Regions from separate parts of the Homo sapiens genome. Here region 1 is linked to region 2. A link is a contact called in ENCODE Hi-C or POLR2A ChIA-PET data. All regions are on one chromosome and are shown on one strand. Each heading gives the region's core, a stretch centred on a gene start or an enhancer-like site at or near the end of the contact. The rest is flanking DNA. Distances are from core to core; before and after follow the strand shown. Region 1 overlaps SGK1 (serum/glucocorticoid regulated kinase 1). Region 2 overlaps SGK1 (serum/glucocorticoid regulated kinase 1).

The links. Hi-C counts contacts between places; a loop is a spot of excess contacts on that map. ChIA-PET counts read pairs that join two places held with the same protein, here RNA polymerase II (POLR2A). Pooled maps may share reads with other maps.
Region 1: a pooled map shows a loop between it and region 2 (5-fold over the local background). The contact joins two enhancer-like sites. A Hi-C loop is called at or near these places in 9 of 168 maps with a recorded cell type or tissue (GM11168, GM13976, GM18951 and 6 more), 16 of 37 single-sample maps with no recorded cell type and 11 of 50 pooled maps. POLR2A ChIA-PET finds 5 or more read pairs at or near these places in 11 of 52 experiments (BJ, H1, HCT116 and 8 more).

What each region holds. Positions count from the first base shown.
Region 1 is chr6:134,234,581-134,238,169 of GRCh38, reverse strand. The region is part of intron 2 of SGK1 (serum/glucocorticoid regulated kinase 1); the gene reads left to right. Among named protein-coding and RNA genes, the nearest start is that of SGK1, 82 kb to the left of the region's middle. RefSeq lists enhancers at 1,690-1,739, 1,880-2,169, 2,210-2,369. Within about 2 kb of position 2,034, at least 8 of the 41 ENCODE cell types and tissues checked have a DNase peak (open chromatin) inside an H3K27ac peak, as active enhancers do.
Region 2 is chr6:134,193,371-134,197,145 of GRCh38, reverse strand. All of the region lies in intron 3 of SGK1 (serum/glucocorticoid regulated kinase 1), which reads left to right. Among named protein-coding and RNA genes, the nearest start is that of SGK1, 120 kb to the left of the region's middle. Within about 2 kb of position 1,870, at least 3 of the 41 ENCODE cell types and tissues checked have a DNase peak (open chromatin) inside an H3K27ac peak, as active enhancers do.

The sequences.
Region 1 (3,589 bases), core at 785-3,284, 41 kb before region 2:
TACTTTTCTGATGCAAAAGGTGGGAAAATGGAAGAAAAGATTATCTTTCCAGCTGGAAGTCAATCTTTTCCCAGAGATACAGATAATCTCTTTTAAAAATTTCTGAACTCTGGAACAATTATACTCTAAAAAAAGAATTATTAAGTCATACAAACTGAGGGAATCATAATATTGGGGAATAAGATGTTTTTTACACACTTTTTCTGGTATAAAATTTTGTGACTCATATGAATTATTTAGAGTATATTATTCTCAAGGACAAGTTTATTCTAATTTAAATCCTATGGGCTTGCAAATAAATAACTTACTTGTTCTCTTCAGTATACTATTGCTTGAGAGAAGAGAATATTTTGGTGGAAAGCTATTTCAGTGAAGCCAGACTATGCAATAGGACGGAAAAAACAAAGCTACAAAAGAAAAGCACTTTCCTAAAAAACTGTATGTAACTGAAATTGAGTTTATTTTATGAAAATATTATTTATTTATTAGTTTTTCAGACAGAGCCTCACTGTCACTCAGGCTGGAGTGCAGTGGCACGATCTTGGCTCACTGCAACCTCTGCCTTCCCGGGTTCAAGCGATTCTCCTCCCTCTGCCTCCTGAGTAGCTGGGATCACAGGCGCATGCCACCACGCCTGGCTAATTTTTTGTATTTTTCATAAAGATGGGGTTTCACCATGTTGGCCAGGCTGGTCTCAAACTCCTGACCTCAAGTGATCTGCCTGCCTTGGCCTCCCAAAGTGCTGGGATTACAGGCATGAGCCACTGTGTCCAGCGTTATTTTATGAAAATAAACCAGTGAAAATTAATTTCAGGCCAGGCACAGTGGCTCATGACTGTAATCTTAGCACGTTGGGAGGCCAGAGTGGGTAGATCACCTGGGCTCAGGAGTTTGAGACCAGCCTGGGCAACATGGTGAAATCCTGTCTCTACCAAAAATGCAAAAAAATTAGCCGGGCATGGTGGCATGTGCCAGCAGTCCTAGCTGTTTGGGAGGCTAAGGTAGGAGGATCGCTTGAGCCCCAGAGGCAGAGGTTGCAGTGAGCTGAGATCGCGCCACTGCATTCCAAACTGGGTGACGGAGTGAGACCCCATCTCAAAAAAAAAAAAAAGAAAAAGAAAAAGAAAATTAATTTCAAAAGTGGAATGTATTCACCCAACAATGTGTTCATTTATAAATAATACAGCAGCAACCTTGGGGATGATTGTTGTGGATGTTTTGATGTTTGGATATAATGTTAGTGGGAGACACAGGAAAATTTAAAATAGCAGTGATGGCTTCTATCTGAATCCCATTAACACTTGCGAGTTCATAGCCTCTTGATTTTTTGAGAAGGGGAGAATTGGAGCTCAACAGGTAGCAAACCATTTCATTCTGCAATTAGTCTGTCTAAAGAAAAAGGCTTTAACATTCAATGCTAGAATAAGGCTATTTTAGACATTTGAATTGCTGGCAAGACACCCCAAATTAGTCATCCCTTAATGGTTGTGTGTGGGTCTGTGTGTGTGTGTGTTTAAAATTCATTATTTACTTATTTATTTTTGAGATAGAGTCTCGGTCTGTCATCCAGGCTGGAGTGCAGTGGGGAGATTGTTGTTCTTTGCAGCCTCAACCTCAAAGACTCAGGTGATCCTCCCATCTCAGCCTCCCAAGTAGCTGGGGCTACAGGCACGTGTCACCATGCCCAGCTAATTTTTGTATTTTTTGTAGAGACGGAGTTTCGCCATCTTGCCCAGGCTGGTCTTGAACTCCTGGGCTCAAGCAATTCGCCCACCTCAGCTTCCCAAAAGTGCTTACAGGCGTGATCTACCAGCCTCCCTTAATGTTTTTTAAAACCACTTATTTAGGGCTATTGGTGAAAACAACAAATGAAGCATAGAGGCAATTACAGGAAGAGAAAGTACCCAATATTATGTAAAATGTGTTAGTACTGAGTCATATGTAAATTTGTGTTTAACTTCCTCACTCTTAAATTCTAGTTCCTGGAATCCCCCTCCTTCATAACTGACTCACAGTCTATTTTGGGACAAACCTGCCAATACTACAATCCCTTTACTGTACATTAAAATATATACAGAAAAGTCAAGAACTAATAGAATCATCAAACAATACCAACTAAGGGACCTCACCCACCTGTGAGGATGGAGCATGTGGCCTCAAAATCAGGGCTGACCTAAACTCTCCATGGTTGGAGTCACGTTTCCTAAGGCTGTGTTTGAAAAAAAAAATTAGTTAATTAGAAATACCTTGTTCACAGTTTAATGCTTGATCTTGTTCCTTATCTAAAATATCTATGGCCAGGTGCGGCGGCTCACACCTATAATCCCAGCACTTTGGGAGACCGAGGAGAGAGGATCACCTGAGGTCAGGAGTTTGAGACCAGCCTGGCCAAAATGGTGAAACCCCTTCTCTACCAAAAATACAAAAAAAATTAGCCAGGCATGGTGGTGCATGCCTGTAGTCCCAGCTACTCGAGAGGCTGAGGCAGGAGAATCACTTGAACCCTGGAGGTGGAGGTTGCAGTGAGCCGAGCTCGTGCCATTGCCCTGCAGCCTGGGCAACAGGAGGGAAACTGTCTCAAAAATAAATAAATAAATAAATAAATAAATAAATAAATAAATAAATAAAAATATCTATTTTTTCCACTTCCTCCTTGTCAAAACTTCTCTAAATTTTTAATAATAAATTTTATTATTTTAAAGTAATCTCATTATTTTTTTCTAAACAGGGTTTGAAGTTACATTTTCATCTTGATTCTAGTTGCTTCCTCCCCCCGCTTTCTTTACTATGTTCCAGTAATTTGATTTCAGAGTTGGCATTAACTCCCTGAATTCAGGAAGATATTCCCCAAGGACCTGAATCTTAGCCCTGGAAGCGATGTGAAAGCTTACATAGCACATCTCTCACCTTCAGTCAGAGCCATACAAAGAAGCTGCTATCTTATTATTCATGGCTTTAGAAAAGACTGCTCAACCTCCACCTGCATCTTATTTTGACATTTAGTTAGCTTTACTGTGTCGAACAAAGCCATTATGCTACACACCAAGCCTGTTTCCCTTGTTTTATACTCAGCGATGATAACCAACCCTGTCTGTATATAAAGCTCTCTATAAATTCATAGACTGTCTTCTTCAATTGTCATTTGGTCTTCTCTTCAAGAAAATTAATTATGTCTTGTTTGCCTCTCCTCATTGGTCTTTTTTTCCAATACTTGACTCATTTTGCCATCCTTGGAGCTGTCTTCTAAATAATTTCCAAGTTTTCCAATTAGTCTTATTTATTTATCTATTTATAAGATGGAGTTTCACTCTTGTTGCCCAGAATGGAGTGCAATGGCGCAATCTCAACTCACTGCAACCTCCACCTCCCAGGTTCAAGCCATTCTCCTGCCTCAGCCTCCTGAGTAGCTGGGATTACAGGCATGCATCACCACACCTGGCTAATTTTGTATTTTTAGTGGAGATGGGGTTTCACCATGTTGGCCAGACTGGTCTCAAACTCTTGACCTCAGGTGATCCACCCGCCCCGGCCTCCCAAATACTGGGATTACAGGCATGAGCCACCACACCCGGCCCTCCAATTAGTCTTT
Region 2 (3,775 bases), core at 621-3,120:
TCCTCTTATCTCAGCCCCCCAAGTAGCTGGGACTACAGGCATAAGCTACCACGCCCAGCTAATTTTTTTGTTTTTTGTAGAGATGGGGTTTCACCATGTTGTCCAGGCTGGTCCCAAACTCCTAAGCTCAAGTGATCTGTCCGCCTCAGCCTCCTGAAGTGCTGGGATTATAGGCGTGAGTCACTGCACCCAGCCTTATACATTCAGTTTTTAACAAACTTTCTTGTCCATGGTATATGCACAATCAAATGTGTTGAAAAAATGAATACAATTAACACTGCCCAAAATTAAGGTAGATAGAGATTCATTCTGAAAGTCTTTTTGAAGACTTAATCCATCAGAAAGAGACCCACTCACTCTGTCACTCATACGTGGTTTTTGGCATCCCGTACTTCAACTCGAAGTTTTAAAAATCAATTTCTCTATCTTAGAACAGGTAACCACAATCATTCTCAGCTTCCTGAACCACATCTCTTTTAGTCAACTGACCTCACATCAGAGTTGGCCAGCAGGCCATGCACAGAGCAGCAGGAAACTGCCCGGTAGTGTACAATCTGTTGTGGTTGTGTCGTGAATTCTTGAGTCAGGCCTTCTGAGTTTGCCACAGATTTCAATGCTTACTACCTGTGTGACTTTGGGCAAATTATTATTATTTTATTATTATTATTTTAATTTTTTTTAGGGTAAATTATTATTTTTTCTTTGTTTTCTTTGTTTGAGACAGAGTCTCACTCTGTTGCCCAGGCTGGACTTGAACTCCTGGGCTCAAGTGATCCTCTTGGCCAGGCACGGTGGCTCATACCTGTAATCCCAGCACTTTGGGAGGCCAAGGCAGGTAGCTCACTTGAGCTCAGGAGTTCAAGACCAGCCTGGATAACATAGTGAGACCCCATCTCTTTTTAAATTTAAAAAAAATAAGTGATCCTCCCGCCTCACCCTCCAGAGTAGCTGGGATTACAGTCACGTGCCTGGCTGGGCAAATTATTTAACCCTCTGTCCTTTCATTTCTTATACATGCAAAAATGAAATAGTAATAATAGATTATAGAATTTTGTGGGGATTAAAAAAGATAATGCAGTAAAGGTATTTATAACTGTGTTAACATATAATTAGTGGTCAATTTATGTTAGCTCTTTTTACCTGGAGAAAGAATTATGTCATTTACATGGGATTACATTTATCTAGGATTACACTTTCATGGGATTTACTAACTATGGTTTGAAAGAAGAATGCATTTTGTTTTATCATTACTGTTACTATTTTATACATTACTGGACCCCAAACTTGTTTTTTCTGCTGAACCATGAAGCTTATAATTTGCTGTATTCCATTATCTGGAGCCCCAGACACAAAACTGATAAGCTTCCTGGAAATAGACATATGGCTAGACTTAAAATCCTCAAATTGGAGCGAACCTTAGTTGCCTAGTCATTTAGATAAAATATTGCATTCTTAAGCTAAGATCTAGAAAGCAAAAAGCACTTTGTTTTGCATGACTTAAACCATCTACAATGGTTTAGATGGTTCCAAGTTCAAGGATGGGTTATTTATTCCAGTGAGTAGGGAAATGTTATTTCTAAACTCTCTGTGTAAAGATACTTAGAGTCATGCTCATCTAGCATCTGAGTTATGTTTGGCAGTGAAAAGTTTGTCAGATCCTATCCTCACAACTGTCCTAGTGCCAAATGTGTGAATGTGTGACTATAGGCTCAGTTTAGCTCAACACAGAGAGGCCCCTCACTCTGCCTTGGATTGTGTAAATGAAGGGTTTAGCTTTCTGAAGCTTTCCAATTGGAGCAAAATCTGTTTCTGCGTTTGTGGAACTTACAATTTTCTCTTTCTCTTTGTTCTGACCAAAATTGCTTGTTATTTCTGCTGTTTTACTAAAGGCTAAACTAACAGTGTTTCACAATAGCTCGTTTTTCTAATTCCTCAGGATTCTTTTAAAACTATTTTCAGGCAGTATTTTCATGTGCTTATTTTATCCAAATCATTTATGTCCAAGATCTTTCATTTCCATAGTCCTAAAAGGCATTTTATGATAGCTAAAATGATACCAGGAAATTTTCTCACTTAAAAAATACAAGGAAAATATGAAATGCAACTTCATATTTTAATAAATCTGCTCTCATTATTTTGAATCAAACTAATATGGCAGCAGATCAAAAAGTCTAGTGGATTTTAACTGTAGCAAAAGTTAAAATGTCCTAAATTTTATTAAGTTAGGCATGCTGAAATATTCAGCCTTTAATGGCTTGCTTTTTGCCCAAGAAGTTTATCTCATAATACAGGATACATAATACTGTGGAAAGAAAAACTTGTAGGCCGGGTGCAGTGGTTCACGCCTGTAATCCCAGCACTTTGGGAGGCCGAGGCGGGCGCATCACTTGAGGTAAGGACTTCAAGACCAGCCTGGCCGACATGGTGAAACCTCGTCTCTACCAAAAAGTATAAAAATTAGCCAGGTATGGTGGTGTGCGCCTGTAATCCCAGCTACTCAGGAGACTGAGGCAGGAGAATCACTTGAACCCGGGAGGCGGCGGAGGTTGCAGCGAGCCGAGATCGTGCCACTGCACTCCAGCCTGGGTAACGGAGCGAGACTCCGTCTCAAAAAAAAAAAAAAAAGAAAAACTTTTGACAAATTGAATTTAACAGCTTATTTGAGCAAAGAATGATTCTCCAATCAAGCAGCCCTCAGAACCAAAGGAGGCTCAGAGAGTTCCACTGGGCAAATAGGTGGACAGGGAGCATTTATAGACAGAACTGGAAGTGAGGTACACAAACAGCTTGACTGGTTAAAGCTCCAAATTTGCCTTATTTGGGCATCGTCTGATCAGTTGGCATCCTGTGATTGGCTGAAGCTCAGTTGCTGTGATTAGCTGAAGTTTGGTTGCTGTGATTGGCTGAGACTCAGCTAGTTGTAACAAAAATATATATAGCATGTCGTTATAACATTGATGAGAAAAAAAAAAAAAGATTTCCAGCTGGGGCCACAGTCTGTGTAAAGTTCACACTTTCTCTTCATGTCTTTGTAGGTTTTCTCCATGTAACTCCACTTTCCTCCCACATCCCAAAGATATGCATGTTGAGGTTCATTGGCGTGTTCACGTTGTCCCAGTCTGAGTGAGCATGAGTGTGGGTGTGAGTGTGAGTGTGCCTTGAGGATGGGACGGACTCCTGTCCAAGGTTGGTGTCACCTTGTTCCCTGAGCTGCCAGGATAAGCTTGGGTTGTCTACCACCTCAAGTGGAATCATTGGGTAAATAGTTATCTTAGTTTTTATTAATTTTTCCCCTCCCCTCCCCTCCCCTTCCCTCCCCTCTCCTCCCTTCTCCCCTCCCCTCTCCTCCCTTCTCCCCTCCCCTCTCCTCTCCTTTCTTTTCTTTTTTAACTGTTCCTTGCAGAGCAAGGCTAGCTTAGGCACTGTACCCAGAGTCAGCTATTAATCGCTCCAGCCAGGTGACTGAGTGAGAAGATCTCACTCAAAAAAAGAAAATCTAAAACAACAGCAACTTCAGTGTGCAGGAAGGAACATAAGAAAATAAAGAGAGAACAGAACAAAGAAGAAAAACAACAGCAACTCACTCTAAGTACTGTGGAAACAAACTGGAAGTGGGGCTAGAAAAAAAACAAAGGGAGAAGATCCCTGTAGTCCCAGCTACTTGGGAGGCTGAGATGAGATCACCTGGGCAAGACCGGGAATTTATTTCAATGTTCAGTATTTGAAGTGTTTTGGTCTTTATTTAGAAGTTATGTGATGTTTTTATGTCCATAAG